Regions from separate parts of the Homo sapiens genome. Here region 1 is linked to region 2. A link is an interaction called in ENCODE POLR2A ChIA-PET data of the cell type or tissue named here. Cell type or tissue: OCI-LY7. All regions are shown on one strand. Each heading gives the region's core, and the rest is flanking DNA. Links, peaks and the distances in the headings are about the cores only.

The links. ChIA-PET counts read pairs that join two places held together with the same protein. Peaks named below come from ENCODE experiments on the same cell type or tissue, not always from the same donor. Only the 100,000 strongest peaks of a DNase experiment are listed, where the experiment ranks them.
Region 1: POLR2A ChIA-PET joins it to region 2 with 19 read pairs; 7 of 35 experiments call an interaction of 5 or more read pairs at or near these places.

Annotation. Positions count from the first base shown.
Region 1 is chr15:101,122,821-101,132,211 of GRCh38, forward strand. The region is part of intron 1 of LRRK1-AS1 (LRRK1 antisense RNA 1); the gene reads right to left. Among named protein-coding and RNA genes, the nearest start is that of LRRK1-AS1, 24 kb to the right of the region's middle. RefSeq lists silencers at 4,036-4,085, 8,427-8,626 and enhancers at 4,376-4,425, 4,716-4,825, 5,036-5,205. In OCI-LY7, for the core only: no CTCF peak of the experiment used is centred there; a DNase peak (open chromatin) is centred at 4,871; H3K4me3 peaks cover 1,411 bases; H3K27ac peaks cover 1,690 bases.
Region 2 is chr15:101,232,268-101,241,658 of GRCh38, forward strand. CHSY1 (chondroitin sulfate synthase 1) reads right to left here. Exons shown (of 3, transcript NM_014918.5): 2 at 2,815-3,310. Among named protein-coding and RNA genes, the nearest start is that of CHSY1, 15 kb to the right of the region's middle. RefSeq lists an enhancer at 7,577-7,626. In OCI-LY7, for the core only: no CTCF peak of the experiment used is centred there; no DNase peak of the experiment used is centred there.

The sequences.
Region 1 (9,391 bases), core at 939-8,938, 110 kb before region 2:
ACTGGGTAGGCTGATGTGGCTCTCTAAGTGCCCTGGCTAAGTGCTCTCTGACCTAAACAGATCCCAGGTCCTAGAGCAGCCCCTGGGGAAGCCCTGCACCTCACAATGTTGACACCTTTGAACTCTGTTGCCACTTAAAAGTCACTGGAACCTGGGACCCTGAACACCAGGGGGCCAGGGGAGTCAGCCGGCGGCAGCCCATGGCAAGGCCACCAAGCTGGGGCTGGGCAGCTGGGAAGGAGGGGCTCTGAGGCAGGTGCTCAGCCCACCTGGGAGGGCTGGCGGAGGTTCCTGAGGTAGCACCAGCTTTGGGCAGCAAAAGCCGGTAGCACTGAGACACTCCGGGGGACACGTATCACCAAGGCCCATCCTGCCCCTGACCTAGCTGGGCGTTATTATGGAAGGTATCTCCTTTTCTGTCCTCTCCCACCCTCTGAAAATATCTTCAGAGAATCAGTATGAAGAGAAATAGTTCCCCTCACTATTCCATAATACAGCCCTTTTACATATTTTATCCCATCTGATGTTCACAACAGCCCCACCCTCACTCCCATTGCTTGGGTCTCTGTGCTGCTTCTCAAACACCCCAAGTCCTTTTCTGCCCCAGGACATTTGCACGTGCTCTTCCTCTTGATATTAATACTCTTCCCCATGTCTCATTCCCTCTCTTCATTCAGGCCTCTATTAAATGTCCTCTTCTCTGAAGATGCTTACTTTACAACCATGTGTGACTATCCAGGAAAATTCTCCTGTTCTTAGGAAACACTCTGGCATGTTCAGAGATTGCAGTGAATTAAAATGTCAGAGATTCTTTGCAGATTCCTTCCATCTTCTCCCATCAAGAGGCACAGGCTAGTTCCCCACCCCTCTAATCTGGCCAAGCCTTGCAACTTGCTGTGACTCATAAAGAGTGGCACAAGAGACACCATGTGACTCCAAATAAGGCCTTAAGGGGCCTTCCATCTTCGCTTTTGTCCCTCTGGAACTCCGGTCCCTGTGAGAAGCCCGAGCCAGCCTGCCGGAGGGGCACATGGAGGAGAACCAAGGCCCCCAGGCCAACTGCCCCAGCTAAGTGCTGGGGACGTGAGGAGGACAGTTGGGACCCGTCACAAAGTTTAGAGTGATTTTTAGGAAGGAATGTCAAACTGTAACAAGAGGGAAGAACAAAGGCCTGCCACTTAAATTTTTGAAAATAAGAAGTTGAGGGAAAACAGAAATAAAACTTCAAGTAGCTACATCTATGGTCAATTGATTTGCAAGAAGTGTGTCAAGATAAGTTGATGGGGAAAGAATCATCTTTTCAAAAAATGGTGCTGAAACAAAAGGATGGATTTGGACTACTGTCTCACACGACATTAAAAAATTTACTCAAAATGGATCAAAGACTTAAATGTAAGAGCTAAAACTTAAAAACATCTCAGAAGCAAACAGACGTCAATCTCCTTGACCTTGGATTAGGCAATGGTTTCTTTAGATTAGATACCATCAGCAACAAAAGAAAGCAAACCACCAAGAAAGTGAAAGAACGATACAAATAATGAGACAAAATACTTGGAAATAATGTATCTGATGAAGACTTCCTTCTAGGATGTATAAAGAATTCTTAAAACTCAGTAATAAAAAGACAAAATAACCCAATTCAAAAATGACTGAAGGAATTGAATAGACATTTCTCCAAAGAAGACATACAAAAATGGCCAATAATCACATCAAAAGTCATTGGAAAGGCAAATCAAAACCACAGAGGCTGGGTGCAGTGATTCATGCCTGTAATCCCAGCACTTTGGGAGGCCAAGGCGGGCAGATCACTTGAGGTCAGGAGTTCGAGACCAGCCTGGCCAACATGGCGAGAGCCCATCTCTACAAAAAAATACAAAAAAATTAGTTGAATGTGGTGGCAGGTGCCTGTAGTCCAAGCTACTCAGGAGGTTGAGGCAGGAGAATCGCTTGAACCTGGGAGTGGGGGGATTGCAATGAGCCAAGATTGCACCACTGCACACCAGCCTGGGTGACAGAGCAGAACTCTGTCTCTGGGAAAAAAAAAAAAAAAAAAAGGAACCGCAGTGAGAGACCATTTCACACCTACTAGAATGACTCTAATTTTTAAAGGGCAGCTAAGCGTTAGTGAGGATGTGGAGAAATTGCTGGGACTGGATATACACTCACAAAAGGACGAATCCCTTGGCGGTTGTTCAAAACGTTAAACATAGTTTCCACATGACCAGCAATTCCACTCGTAGGTCTATGCCCAGGAAAAATGAAAACCTCCATTCACACAAAATCTTCTACATGAATCTTCATGGGAGCATGATTCACAATGGCCAAAAGGTGACAATAACCCAAATGCCTAGCAGCTGACGAATGGAGAAGAAAATCTGGTATAGCCATACAAGGGAATATGATTCAGGAAGGAAAGCAAAAGGAAGGGAATTCTGACATGCTACAATATGGAAGAACCTTGAAAACATTACGCTAAGGGAAAGAAACCAAATGCAGAAGTCACCTATTATATGATTTCACTTCTATTAAATTCTGAGAATAGGCAAATCCATGAAGACATAGACTAGTGGCTGCCCAGGGCTGAGGGAAGTGAAGAGTGACTGCTCGTGGTATGGGGTTTATTTTTCAGGTGACAAAGATATTCTAGAATTAGATAGCAGTGAAAGCTGTACAACCTTGTGAGTACGGTTAAAGGAAAAAGAAAAAGCAAACACTGAATTGTATACTTTAAAACAGTGAATTTTATGGTATATCAATTATATTTCAGTAAATGAGACAAAACATCTGCAAAAGATAAAACTTGGGCAACTACTATATTTTCTCTAATATTTAATTTTCTTGATTTGTTCCTTAGTTTTAAATTAATAATTTAAAAAGAACATGTTTCCAATTTTAAATATATCATTCCAATGTAGTAAAATATTTCATATATGAACTAAAATGTCCCCTCACCTTGCAGTTTGTGCTCTTGTACTGTTTTTTGGGGTTGTTAGTTTGTTTTTGAGACTGAGTCTCACACTGTCACCCAGGCTGGAGTGCAGTGGCGCGATCTCGGCTCACTGCAACCTCTGCCTCCTGAGTTCAAGGGATTCTCCTGCCTCAGACTCCCGAGTAGCTGGGATTACAGGCGGCTGCCACCACGCCCAGCTAATTTTTTGTATTTTTAGTAGAGACAGGGTTTCACCATGTTGGTCTGGCTGGTCTTGAACTCCTGACCTTGTGATCCGCCCACTTCGGCCTTCCAAAGTGCTGGGATTACCGGCAGGCATGAGCCACCGCTCCTGGCCTCTTATACTGTTTTAAATGTTAAACACAAACAAGACTTCAATGGTCACACAGAATACAGAATTGAAGTAACTTAAGTTCCGAATCTTCCTCTTTCCGATCACTGTGCTATTGTTGCTTCGTCAAATCTGCTGTTTAAATGTAGGAATTCACAGCACCCTGGGGCACTGGAGACGTGAATGATGTCCAAAGTGGCTTCAGACGGCTCACAACTTACTTTTGAAAAGCACATTTCTGGACCGACTTTATACCTGGGAGTTCTGAAATTAACTTTCACTTGGAATACAAAGCTTATCAAAGGATAATAAATAAAATCATGTTGATTTGAAGTATATATATATATACATAAACCCTCACAATTGTTTAGAATTTAGATCAACAAAATATTTTCCCTGGCAGGAGTATTTAATCATGCCTGGTAATTAGAAAAACAAACAACAGCAACAAAAACACCAGTCGTCTGACTTAGTAGATTTTATTATTGTGACTTCAGTGACAGTGTGTCACCTCGCTGCCTGAACCCAGGCCCACAGCTCCCACTACCCCGCCCTCACTTTCTATTTCCCTAGCGCTTTGAAGATTCCATTTTACCCACCGCAGGAGAACATTATGAGGCTAGGTAATATAATCCCCATTTGACAGATGAGAAAGCAGGGGGCCCAGAGAGGCTTATCCAAGGGCCAGCAGGAGGGGACAGAGCCTAGAAGCTGGTTCTGCAGGGCTCAGCTCCCACTTCTCAGGGCACAGTCCCGACTAGCCCCTCTTATTAGTGACCGTGGGTGGGTCTACTCCCCACAGTTCCGGCTGCCAGACTTACCCAGGCTGTGCCTCATCCTCGCAGTACCTACCTGCTCTCAGCTTGGAAAGAACCTGGAAATTCATTCACACCCAGGTTCTGAGGGCTGCTAACAGGCTTCTTTCCCAAGAGGTAATTGCCTTTATCAAAGAGGGTGCTCTTTAATGAGCTGAAAGAATGCCTCTGCAAGTCGGGCCTCCTCCCTAGGCTGCTGGGATCACTGGTACACATCTGTTCTCCCCCATCTCACCTCAGGAGTAGTTTGCTCCCCAGGGAGGAGCCCTGCCTGAGAGTAAATCCAAAGAGACGTCCCACAGTTAACTCAGCCTCAAAAGCATTTGGAGTTGCAAACTAAATGACATAGTCTCATGACTTGTGTCTGATTCTGTGGATCTAAGAAAATCCAGTTTCTCCCTAACTAACGCCAGCATCCTACAGCCTAGCCTCTGCCTGGTGAACACAGACAGCCTTGCCGGGGCCTGGCAGAAGGAGTGCTAAGAGGACAGGGCCTCACAGACCCTAGAAGTGGGTCTCACCCTTCTCAGCTCACTCAGATGCTTTGTCTCCAGAGTTCTCAGATTTACAAAGCTTAATGAGTGCCAATTTACTCATTATTGTCCTCCCAGGCCTCACAACGCATTAAAATCCTTCTGCACAGACAGATTAGGAGACAAGCCTAAGGAAAACGTACATCTGCTTTAAAAAAAAAAAAATGCAGTTTCAGGTTCCACTTTACATCAGCCAGGGTTTAGTTACAGGAAACAGAAACCACTCTAACAATTTTAAGCAAAAAGGGGTTTAGACAGGAAATTAGGGGCTTACCGTTTTATTGAGAGGCATGGGCCAGGCCTATTGGCGTGGTGCCCGGAAAAAGGCCTGGGGACCAGCCGGCTGGGCTCTGCTAGCCTGACTCCACTCAGCCAGGTGGGGGTCGGGAGGCTCCCAGTGCTGTACCATACCTGCCTCTTGACCCCACAAAGGGACTGAATGGACCCTGGAACGCTGCCACAGGAAAAACAACCACCACAACTTTGCTCGCCAGCAGAAACGGCCAAAAGCAGCAGGAGGAGAGTCTTGGCCTCTGAATCATAGTGGTGTGCGAAGAATTGGCAGGACTATGGATGTGCTGGAGCTGGCTCAGCCTAGTGACAGCCAACGGTGCACGGCAATTCCAATTCCAGGTCCAGGGACACCAGGGGATAGCAAGATTGAAATTGACCACAGTGGATATATTTACACCATGGAAATCAGCAAGCACTAACAGCCGGGTTGCTTTTGTTTTGTGTTGTTTTTTTGTTTTTTTTTGAGAGCTGGTTGTTAAACATTGACCACCGGGCATAACCCATTTCACATTTAGAACTCTAGCGGCAAGGGAAGCGGGAAAAGCAGTGGCTCACCTTCCAGCCTTTGAAGGAACAGCGAGGAGAGCACACAGAATGCTAGCTGCCAAGCCGTCCTCCATGACACACACTCCTAGGAATGTACCCTGCAGTAAATTTGCACATGTGTGAGGGATGAATGGCTGCTGATGCTGCACTTTGCTAGTAATTACGTGGAAGCAACATTTCTTAACGCAATTGCTCTTGAGCATATGTGAAGTTTATTAACCCTGGAGCTAGGGAATTGGCAAGGGGACAGAAGAGTGGGTTGGTTCAAAGATGGCTTGGAAATTGTTGATTTGTATCTACAGGGGGGAAAGAATGCTTGCATAAGCAGCTAATTAAGAAGAGGCAGCTAATAAGGTCAAGCTTACAGTTTCATTTAACATGATCGTTAAAACGTCATTTCCCTATCGGCTGGAACAAGCGAGGTTTGAGGCACAGTAATCTTGGGGGTGATTTCTAGAGAGGCCAACCTTTCATCCGAAATAATAAGAAACACATCCAAGGTGCACTTCATCTGTGGCTCTTAATTAGACAAAGCTACACGGTTTTGTGCCCCAGCTGAGCTGGACGAGAGCCCGTCAGCTCCAAGGCAGCAAGCATTGTCAAGCAGAGGTCACAGCAAAGCGCCAGGCAAGCAGGGTCTGCACTGGCCTCTGGGCTGCTCAAGCTTCTGGTTCTAAGGGACTGAATGTGCAGGTCGCCCAGCCCTCCGTATTGTTTTTATTTGACAATAGCCAAATATGGCAACAAGTTGCTATGCACTGAATTGTGTCCTCTCTAAATCCATATGTTGAAGCCTGAATCCTGCAGTGTGACAGTATTTGCAGATAGGGCTATTAGGAGGCAATCAGGGTTAGATGAGATCAGAAGGAGGTGGCCCTGATTCTCTAGGGCTGGTTTCCTCTTAAAAACAGGGAGAGATGCTGGGTGCAGTGGCTTGCACCTGTAATCCCAGCACTTTGGGAGGCCTAGGTGGGCAGATCACAAGGTCAAGAGATCGAGACCATCCTGGCCAACATGGTGAAACCCCATCTCTACTAACAAAAATTAGCTGGGTGTGGTGGCACATGCCTGTAATCCCAGCTACTTGGGAGGCTGAGGCAGGAGAATCGCTTGAACCTGGGAGGCAGAGGTCGCAGTGAGCCAAGATCGCACCACTGTACTCCAGCCTGGTGACAGAGCCAGACTCTGTTTCAAAAAAAAAAAAAAAAATAGGGAGAGACACCAGAGTGTTCCCTCTCTGCCTTTGAGGCTACAGCAAGAAGGCAGCCACCTATGAGCCAGGAAGAGAGCTCTCACCAGGAAACAGCTCTGATGGCACCTTGATCTTGGACTTCCAGCCTCCAGAACTGTGAGAAAATCAATGTCTGTTGTTTAAGCACCCCAGTTGGTGATATCTGTTAACAGCAGCCGGAGCTGACTAGCATACAAGCTAAATGTCCATTCATAGGGAACTGGTTGGAGTAAAGAGACAAGTCACAGAATGGAAGAAAATTTTGTAAATAATATATCTGATATGGGATTAATATCCAGGATATATGGAGAACTCCTGAAACTCAACAACAACAACAAACAACAAAACCCAATTTGAAAATGGGCAAAGGATTGAATAGATGTTTCCCCAAAGAAGATGGCCAACAAACACAGGAAAAGATGTTTAACTCACTAATCATTAGGGAAATGCAAATCAAAACTACGAGATACCACTGCTTACCCATTATGAGGGCTACTATTTAAAAAAAAAAACAGACAATAGCAAGTGTTGGCAAGGATGTGAAGAAATTGGAATTCTTGTGATGCTGGGAATGTAAGATGTTGCCGCTGTGTGGAAAATAGTACAGCAGTTCCTCAGAAAGTTAAAAATTGAATTACAATATGATCTAACAGTTTCACTTCTGGGTCTGTAGCCGAAAGAACGGAAAGCAGCATCTCAAAGAGAAATTTGTACACCAATGTTCATAGAAATGTTATTCACAACAGCTAAAATGTGGAAGCAAGCTGAGCATGCATGGATGAATGAATGGATAAAGAACATGGTAAATACAGACAATGAATATTACTCAGCCTTCAAAAGGAACAAAAGTCTGAGACACATTGCAGGAGGCATGAACCTTGAAGACATAATGCCGAGTGAAATAAGAAAGGACTGTGTGATTCCACTTGGATGAGATAACTGGAGGAGTCAAAATCATAGAGACAGAAGGAACAGTGGTTGCCAGGGGCTGGGCAAGGGAAGAGCGGTATGGGGAGTTAGTATTTAATGTGCACAGAGTTTTGATTTTATAGGATGAGAGTTCTGTGGAGGGGCTGGGCAAGGGAAGAGCGGCATGGGGAGTTAGTATTTAATGCGTACAGAGTTTTGATTTTATAGGATGAGAGTTCTGTGGAGGGGCTGGGCAAGGGAAGAGCGGCATGGGGAGTTAGTATTTAATGTGCACAGAGTTTTGATTTCATAGGATGAGAGTTCTGTGGAGGGGCTGGGCAAGGGAAGAGCGGCATGGGGAGTTAGTATTTAATGCGCACAGAGTTTTGATTTCATAGGATGAGAGTTCTGTGGAGGGGCTGGGCAAGGGAAGAGCGGCATGGGGAGTTAGTATTTAATGCGTACAGAGTTTTGATTTTATAGGATGAGAGTTCTGTGGAGGGGCTGGGCAAGGGAAGAGCGGCATGGGGAGTTAGTATTTAATGCGTACAGAGTTTTGATTTCATAGGATGAGAGTTCTGTGGAGGGGCTGGGCAAGGGAAGAGCGGCATGGGGAGTTAGTATTTAATGCGCACAGAGTTTTGATTTCATAGGATGAGAGTTCTGTGGATGAATAGTGGTGATGGTTGCACAACAGTGGGAATGTACTTAATATCACTGAACTGCACACCTAAAAAGGGTTGATATGTGATATGGTTTGGACTTGTGTCCCCGCCCAAATCTCATGTCAAATTGTAATCCCCAGTGTTTGAGGAGGGACCTGGTGGAAGGTGACTGGATCACGGGGGTGGATTCCCCCCTTGCTGTTCTTGTGACAGTGAGTTCTCACAAGACCTGGTTGTTTAAAAGTGTGTGACACCTCCCCCTTCACTCTCTTCCTCCTGCTCCAGCCACGTAAGACGTACCTCCTTCCTCTTTACCTGCTGCGATGATTGTAAGTTTCCTGAGGTCTCCCCAGCCATGCTTCCTGTACAGCCTGCAGAACCAGGAGCCAATTAAACCTCTTTTCTTTATAAGTAACCCAGTCTCAGGTACTTCTTTATAGCAATGCGAAAATGGACTAATACGATATGGTAAATTTTATGCTGTGTGTATTTTACCACAGTAAAATTTTTTTAATAGAGAGCTGGTTAAATATAGTGCATCTATCCAGGGCCTCATTGAATACCATGTGAAAGGTACTGCCTAGAGTTGTGCAAACAGCAGTATTGACTCCGATGATGAAATACCATGCCACCATTAACACAAAAGAGGTAGCTCTATATGCATAAGGAATGAGCTCTATAACATGTTAAGCCAAAAGAAAAGAAAGGAACAAATCATTATGTATAGTATGCTGCCATTCAGGTTAAAAGTGGTAAAAGGAGTCTATAAATGTATTTGCCTGACTAAGCAAAAATATCTCCCGAAAGATACTCAAGAAAATGGCCCCACTGGTTTTCTCCAGGAAAGAGTCACTAGACGCAGGAGCAGGAAAGGAGATTTTTACCAGATGCTTTTTGGTTCATTTTAAATTTTGTACTAATATACAACTATTGCCAACTCAAAAATATTTAATTTTTAAAAGATCGTTGCAGGAGTGAAAATACACCAGCCGTTGAAGCGTGTATGCGGCCCTGGAGACCGTGGGTTGGAGCGGATGCCTTAGGTATCTGCTTCGCTGTAGGGACTAACACCGGACTTCAGGGCTCGCAGGGGGCTGGAGTCCTGGGTCTTACCTTG
Region 2 (9,391 bases), core at 897-8,896:
TCCCATAATGTGAACCTTAATGGGGAAACTAGATTTACAGGAAGTTTAATAAAAGTTCCTCATCCACACGAAGGATTAATCTTACCTGAGTGGTGAACACAATGATAAACCTAATAACAACTTAGGTTAGAAGCACTTAAAGCTTTATAAAAAGAAAAATAAAAAAATAGAAATCAAAGGTCTAATAAGATGGCAAGTGTTCCAATAGATGAATTCTTAACATTATAATGAAGAACTACACGTGAAAGGGAACACTTCAAACATGTAAGAAAACATACAGGAGAAAACATATTCGTGACCTAAGGAAGGGAAGAATTTCTTAAACACAAAAGCACAAACCGTAATGGAAAAGAATGATGCATTAGATTGCACTTAGATTCACAATTTGCGTACAATAAAAATCCCACAATTAAGGTGAAAAGTTAAGTCACAGTCTGAGAAAAGATACTCTATCCAGAATAAAGCACTTCAACAAAACTGTAAGACAACATTTCAGCAGAAATACGGGCCAAGACTACGAACAGGCAAGGCAGCTCACAGAAGAGAAAAAGAGAGCTCTGGGCACTGCAGGTGGGAGGGCCCTGTGGCACAAGCCCAGGAGAAGCCTGCAGCAGTCAGTCAAAGCTCTGACACCACAGGGCATTTAAAGAAACGCAGAGCAGCAGCAGGCCCAATAACCACACTCCCAAGGAGAGCCTTGCTGCTGCTGTCCCTGACCCACCTCCCAAGGCAGGGAGACGGGACCACACGGGGAGGAGGCCTCCTCACCAACCAGGTCCCTTCAGCTGATGAGGCCACTGACAGGATGCACCAAGCCTCAGAGGGGGCTCCAAGTGTCCAGACAGGATCATTCCATGCACCCCTTCGCAGGCCATCAGAAACCTTTTGTGATTACCTCCCGTCAGAGGAAAATCATCTCCAAAATGGCCTCCCACCCTGCAGCCCCAGGATGACACTTTCTAACTACCTCTTGGCACTAACGCTAAACCCAAGTTCTTGATCAAACTCAAGAGACTGGCTCTGTTGGTGTCTGTCCAGCAGTATATAACAGCACGACCTAACTAAGACATACTTTTAAAAATTCTCTCCCGAAAGAAGGTCTGTCCTCTATGATTCCGGCAAGAAGGTTGGCTTCTCGGAGATGATGGTCAGGGGAAAGTGTTCCAAAATATACAATGTGTTACCTATTTTAACCATAATGAAATGTGTCAAGGTTATAACTACTTTCTTAGGATGGGGAAAAATGCAGAAATATTGCCAGCTGTATTCTGCTTAAAACAGCGTGAAACCCTCAAACAGCTTTCCTCGCTGCAAAAATCCGTGACGACAGAGAGATCCCGTAGGCCCAGTGAGCTGTCCCCTATGTGCTGGGGTTGGGGGGATAGTATAAGGCACACAGGGATTGAAGAGTTCACTCAAGATCACATTTAGGATTTAAAATGTATCTTTGTGACTTTGTAATTAAAAATTACATGGCCACTCCCTGTATGCTTGAAAATGTCCACTTCCCTAAAGTTCAAACAACAAAAAAAGTAAGAGTGATTAGCAGACATTTAAAAGCAAGTCTAGGGGTGGACAAGTACAGGCAAGAATACTGCTCTTTCACTCAAGTACGTGCTTTAGAACATTAGTTCAGAAAAAAGCTAACAGTTCATATTAGAAAGTGTATTCTTTTTCTTGGGCAAAAGATCTAGCAATTACCTCTGCTCCTCACAACTGCCAGGAGTTTATCAACCTAAAGACAATACAACCTCAATAATTTTTTTCACCATTAACTGGTATCAGATTGTGCAATCTGCAGGCAAAGGGTGCAGCAACAACACAGGAAAGTCCAAAGCCAGTCCATCTTCTCTACAACTGCTACAGAGAAAACATCTACAAGCGGACTTCCTTCGGCAAATTTCATTTATGTGTCACGGTAACTCAGAAGTTGCACGACAACTATTCTGAAAGCAACAACTATATTATAAACTCACAGATTAAAGTAACTATCTGAACAGTCAAGGTACACAACAAATGCGAAGTCAAATGCTATTGGCTTTTTTATACCATGATTCCTTTTATAAATTCAAAACACGTTAAGTTTCTAATCTGTGTAGGTCATTATGACCAGAAGAGAAGAGCCAGGCCTTTGCAAAAACAAATAGGGAGATATCCTACATTCTTGCAATTACATCTGTGGAATCAGCAGAAGTCAGACAAGATGATTTTCTGGATAATCAAGAAAATATCACCATGACCATCAGCAACCCATTATCTTTTCTTTAGGCCCCAAATGCCATTATTTATTAACTAAGTATTAGGACAAAAGTATGGAAGAGCCGGGCGCCGTGGCTCACGCCTGTAATCCCAGCATTTTGGGAGGCTGAGGCAGGCAGATCACAAGGTCAAGAGTTCGAGACCAGCCTGGCCAGCATGGTGAAACCTCGTCTCTACTAAGAATACAGAAATTAGCCTAGCGTGGTGGCGCCTGCCTATAATCCTAGCTACTCGGGAGGCTGAGGCAGGAGAATTGCTTGAACCCAGGAGGCGGAGGTTAAAGTGAGCCGAGATGGCGCCACTGCACTCCAGCCTGGGAGACAGAGCAAGACTCTCTCTGGGGGGAGAAAAAGTACAGAAGATATGCGCTCAAAGCCAAGAAAAGGTAATAAAGGGGAACTGAATTTTTTTTTTAATCTAAGGCTAAAAATGTAGAATAATACCAACTTCAACCCTCAAAGAGGATATCATCTCTAGTTTCCTATGATACGCTCAGAACTAATGACAAAATTGACAAAATTAAGTTTTTCCCATGGTAAAGAATTCTGTTCTTACCTCATAAGACCAGACACACTGCACCCCTGCAAACCTCCGGACACACCTTCCCACCTCCACGTCCTCATGGGTGGTGTACATCTCCCGGAGACACTTGCCAATGTGCGGCACCATTCTCCGAAGCACCTCCCGGCTCATGATCACGCCAGGCCCCCCCATGCAGAAGTTCTCACCAGGCTCCAGGGCCAGTTTTCCCATTTCTTCCGTGGTGCCCAGGCCTGTCTGCCCAAGAAAGAGGGGCTCGCTGCTGTTCAAACTCCTCAGGAAGTTCTCCAGACGGTCTCCTTTGATGTACACGTCATCATCTGCTCTCATAAACCATTCATACTTGTCCAAGTAGTGGTCGTGCATGTACTTGAGCATCATGAAGGACTTCTTCTGGGGCGGGTAGGAGTCGTCCACACCCCGTAGTGGCACTACTGGAATTGGTACAGATGTGTCAGAACCCTCACTTGAGAAGAACTGAACTTTCCCAGGAATTGTCTTGGACCATGTTCTGGAATTAAAATAAATATCAGTTAGAGAACAGTTTATTCCAAGCTGATTTTCAGGAATTCACGTTATCTGCTCATCTTGTATCGCCGTGTTCAATGGAATGATAAAAAGCTACTTGGCCTGCTTGGTTCCTCTTAACGAAAGCCCAGGTTACCGCGTATTGCAAAGTCTAAATTAACTTTCAAAAGAACCCCAACAAAAAATGAAGAAGTGTTAAAACTGTTCTGGGATAACTAAGTTTTAGTTATGGCTGAAAACCAAACTGCCAGGGGACCAAGGTCTGGGTATACAGATTAATTTTGTGATACTATCAACTCCCTACCTAAGAACTTCTCAACTCTATAAAACAAAAAACAAAATCAAATGGTTCACTCAAAAAATTTTCTTTGAACCAAGTGCCAAGTATGTGCTAAGCTAAAGGGATGTGGTGGTGAACAAAAACGTGATCCCCAACTCACAGAGAGGACATCAGGAGAGACAGACACTTACCAGAATAATGAGACTAATGTATATATTATTATGAACTAAGAGAAGTACTCCCAAAGGGCAGAGCACAGGACATGAGCTGAACCAACAGAACAGGGAGCCTTCCCCTGAAACAGGGTAAACATCAAGGAATGCAGGGCACGAGAGCGCTGTCATGAGGCGAGGAAGAAGGCTGATACGGTTTGGCTGTGTCCCCACCCAAATCTCATCTTGAATGATAGCTCCCACAGTTCCCACATGTTGCGGGAGGGACCCAGGGGAAGGTAAGTGGATCACGGGGGCAGCTTCCCCCACACTGTTCTCATGGTCAGGAGTGAGTCTCATGAGATCTCATAGTTTTACAAGGGGTTTCCCTTTTTGCTTGGCTCTCATTCTCTCTTGTCTGCCACCAAGTAAGACGTGCCTTTCACTTTCCACCATGATTGTGAGGCCTCCCCAGCTATGTGGAACTGTGAGTCCATTAAACCTCTGTTTCTGGGCCGGGCATGGTGGCTCAAGCCTGTAATCCCTGTACTTTGGGAGGCCGAGGCGGGCGGATCATGAGGTCAGGAGATTGAGACCATCCTGTCTAACACGGTGAAACCCCGTCTCTACTAAAAATACAAAAACAAAATTAGCCGTGCGTGCTGGCGGGCGCCTGTAGTCCCAGCTACTAGCGAGGCTAAGGCGGGAGAATGGCATGAACCCGGAAGGCGAAGCTTGCAGCGAGCCGAGATCGTGCCACTGCACTCCAGCCTGGGAGACAGAGCAAGACTCTGTCTCAAAAAAATAAATAAATAAAATAATTTTAAAAACCCCTCTGTTTCTTTATAAATTACCTATTTTGGTATGTCTTTATCAGCAGTGTGAGAACAGACTAATATAGAGGCAAATGTGGCCGGGGGCAGTGGCTCATGCCTGTAATCCCAGCACTTTAGGAGGCCGAGGCAGGCAGATCACAAGGTCAGGAGTTCAAGACCAGCCTGGCCAACATGGTGAAACCCCATCTCTACTAAAAAAAAAAATACAAAATTTAGCCAGGCATGGTGGCGTGTGCCTGTAATCCCAGCTACTCAGGAGGCTGAGGCAGAAGAATTGCTTGAACCCGGGAGGCAGAGGTTGCAATGAGCCGAGATCGCACCACTGCACTCCAGCCTGGACAAAAGAGCAAGACTCCATCTAAAAAAAAAAAAAAAAAAAAAAAAAACAGAGGCAAATGTGCAAGGCCTGGCAGAGTACACTAGAGATGCAGGCCTCTATGTTGCAAGAGCCACAGGAAGCCTCTAGAGGGAATGCGGCAGAAGACAAGATTAAGGCCCACACATTTTGAACTCCCTAGGAATGGAGAAGAAGGCCGAAGGAAGCCAGAGTGGACACAGGAAGACCACTGAGTAAACTACTGCAGCAGCCCAGACCCGGGTTTAAGAGACAACGGTTGCCCATCAACAGAGGGAAGATGAGTGGTCAATTGCGAGGAAACCACATAAAGGGTTTAAGAGACAACGGTTGCCCGTCGACAGAGGGAAGATGAGTGGTCAACTGCGAGGAAACCACGTAAAGGGTGTAAGAGACAACGGTTGCCCATCGACAGAGGGAAGATGAGTGGTCAACTGCGAGGAAACCACGTAAAGGCTGCTTCTGCTGAGCAGCTAATTGAAGGCTATCATATCGCACTTTCCCTCCTACTTTCTTCACGTTCTGTATTCAGATCTAAAGTTGTTTGGCTATAATAATTCATTCATACAGACTACTTCCAAGAAAAATGTATCGTGGAGAATAAATAAAATAGTAAATTTAATCTTAAAATAAAAAAAGCAGTTATCAAATGATGTTCTTTCAAATATTTTTTATTTTACCTGTTACAAGTGTATTTATTATAGTGAAAAATTACTTGAAGGATCAATGAAACCCCCACACATCTTTAAGGGAAAGTCTTAGGAGAGAAATATCTGAAAAGATACACACCAAATCTCTGCGGAAGAGGTACACAAGGAGGAAAATTGGGAGGAGCTGGAATGTGTGTGGACAAAGGTGACTTTCACTTTTTATTCTATGCATCTCTATATTGAAGGACAACTGCATAAGTATCATATTGTTTTTTTTAAAAAAAATTGTGATAAAATATACATAACATAAAACTTACCATCTTAACCATTTCTAAATGTAAAGTTCAGCAGCATTCAGTGTTGTGAAACCATCGGCACCATCCATTTCCAGAACTTTTTTCATCTTGCAAAACTGAGATTCTAAATATTTACTTTTGTAATTTTAAAAAGAACTTACAATGAAGCACTTGGAAAACAAATGACTGGCTTTTATTTCTCTTCCAAACCCAAATATGAGGAATACAAAACAACTTCGAATGTATCTCTTTCAAGTAGAGGCAAAATTCAATGGAATTCGACTTTCTGCCAACACGCCTCTCAAAAAGTGCAAGGATTAAATATATACATTTTTTCATCACATTTAGGATGTTAACTGGAAGATGCACCATTGTTTTATCTATCAACAAATTTAAAAAATACTGCCAATCATAATCCCATGACGCCGGTAACTATAAAATGCATCCTAATTTCTGAGATGTCAAAATCACAGAATGGATATAAGATGGTGTTGTTAATGTTTTCCCTTAGTGCCTATGGATTTAAAATGGACCTGTATTCTTACGCCACTTAAATAACTCATTAACAAAGAACAAGAATAACAACAAAAAACAAATTCAGCCCAGACATTCATTCCACGGTTATTAACAGATACTGTTCTAGGTACTGCACTTCATTTTCACAAAGGATATGCTCCTGAAGAAAAAGGATGTAGAATAAACGTAGAGATGTGGAAATTAATTTAAAGAAAAACCAATCCCACCTACAAAGGGACAAGTCCTTTTGCAAATGCGACAATGTGTGAATGTGTGACAAGCTATACAGAGTCTTCTGATGCGGTGACATATGGAGGGGAGATAACTTCTCAGAACTCCTCCAGCCTTGGGAAGTTAGTAAGGACAAAATTATAGTGCAATGACCCCCCATTCAAGTCGAGGAGCCCCTGATAATGCTCTCTTTATAGAGAAATGTTTTTCATTTGGCAGTCGCAACAATTCTTTGAAAATGTAAATAATTTCAGTGCTTGGCACATAATAGAGGTCACTAAATGTGTGCACTGAATACTGCCCACTCATGTACAATAAGTAACTTAATGGTGCCACACGTGTTTGCAAAAGGTCAGAAATCATTTCTATCTTGTACTTTGAGAAATTTTCAACCTAGGAAGCCATGAAAATACTAAAACACTGTAATGTTATTTGGGAGATGGGGTGGGCGAGACAATTCCTGCCTTCAAAGAACAACCAACTAAGGAGGCGAATCTACAGCATCACCGCAAGAGCTGGCTCTGGAATCAGGCCATGGGGGCGAGAACTCCAGCTCCACTTGGGACAAGTTACTCTGTGCCTCAGTTTCCTTATCTGTAAACGGGGGTTGTTGTGAGGGTTAAATGAGCTCTCTGTAAACAGCTTAGAAGCCTGCCTGGCACTATGTAAGTATGACTTATTATTAAGGAAGACAAGAGTTTGCAAATCAAATAAGGTAGTGAAAGAACAGGAAAGTGTGGGCTCCACGTGGACTAGTCAGTCTCAGGAGCACACGGAGCAAAGGTAATGTGGAAAATGCTTCTTAAAACCTGAGCCTCAAGCTATGTACTGAAATCCTCTTTTACTATCAACTTCAGACAATGTTACAGGAAAGAGGCCTAACTGCAAATTTCACGAGCATTTCGCGGTAGAGCACGAGAAACTTCCCTACTAGACTGAGGATGAAGCTTCATTATAGTTTGGCCCTGCTTCCCGTGTACCCCACCAGGAAGAACACAGTGAAAGAGGCCCCAGCAGTACAACCAGCACAGACGCAATTAATGTCTCAACTATGACTGAAATGGTGTAATTTGCCCAAGAAGAGAAACCAATTAATTTTAAAAACAGTCTAACCTCAACCCTACAGTTTTATGGTAACTCCACCCAATTATTATCTGTTCCTTTTTAGGTAACTCAGGGAAAAACCTCATGTTGTCCTTTTCTGTTCTAAATGACTGGTGGTTGGTTTGAGGGAAATCTCTCAATGTCAAGTCTTTGTAAACCCTCCAATCTTAAGAAATTATAATCTTTTCAATTAGGGTCCTTTAACTTGAAGAGCTCCACAAAGTGAACGAGTTCAGGAACATAAATCGTGATTCACCACCATCCTGAGGAGGAGGAGGGGATGCATTAATAATTTCAAATAATTGAAGGGAATGCTCCCAAAGAAGCAAGCTGTCCCCTCTTCTGCAATATCAACAAGTCCAGTTCCTTCATTTTCATAAGCAAACGTCAGCTTTGCCATCAACACATTTGTTACCGGGAGCAAAGAACTCTCACTTAATTGAAATGACAAAACGTTTGCAGAGGCCTTGCCAGAAAAAGCTCATTTTCAATGAACTGATGTCCAACCCTTGCTCAAGCCCAGATAAGACAGCTGAAACTTGAGAGTGCCAAGTGAATCCTCCATCACTCTAGGTTTCTAAACGCTATTCCTACACTGAGTCAAATCACAGTTAAGTAATTCAGCTGGACCAGTATTAGCTTAGCTAAGGAATGCCTTTGCTGGTTAGGACTTAACCCATTTATGTCAGAGGTTGCGATTTTTTTGTGTGGAAAAAAAATCAGACTTTGGTGATAACCTTGAGCGGGATATAAATAACTCCCACAAGCTTAGCGTTCCAATAATGGAACTCTAGGCATAAATGGGTTAATATCATAGTCTCCATTTCCATTCAGTGTTGTTTTAAGAAAAACTACATAAAATACACTTCTGTACAAAACTGCATCTATAGCATGACTCTTGTCCTAGGTAAATATTCATAATATACGGGTAAGCTTAAAAAGCAGGCAACAGTATATACTTGTGATGTGGCTTACCAAGGGAACAAAAGTACATATACAAAAATAAAATAACGTACAACTCCACCCCCAAAGTATTCACCGTGGTTATTTTTGGATGGGAAAACCAGAAAGGATTTAATAGTCTTTTTTTTTGTTTTCTGAGACGGAGTCTGGCCCTGTCGCCCAGGCTGGAGTGCAACAGCGTGATTTCACTGCAACCTCCGTCTCCCAGGTTCAAACGATTCTCCTGCCTCAGCCTCCCGAGTAGCTGGGATTACAGGCACCTGCCACCACGCCCAGCTAATTTTTGTACTTATAGTTGAGACAGGGTTTCACCATGTTGGTCAGGCTGGTCTCGAACTCCTGACCTTGTGATCCGCCCACCTCGGCCTCCCAAAGGGCTGGGATTACCGGCGGAAGCCATTGCGCCCGGCCAATAGTCTTCCTTGTGTTTTCTAAATTTTCTAAGTTTTCTGCAACAGGTATATTTAGAGCTGGAAAAAAAGTTTTAACTGGGCAAAAGCTTTGAGGCTAACAAGCAACCAAAGAAATCAAAACATGTAACAACAGAGAATTTTTACTTTTGTAATAAAATTTTTTTATCCAACAAGAAAAACTGAAAGAAAAATGGAGTAAGATTGAGTCGTTTCAATTGTGATTTTTAAGCTTTAATAGTTATTCTACTAGTTACCATTAAAAAGGTGG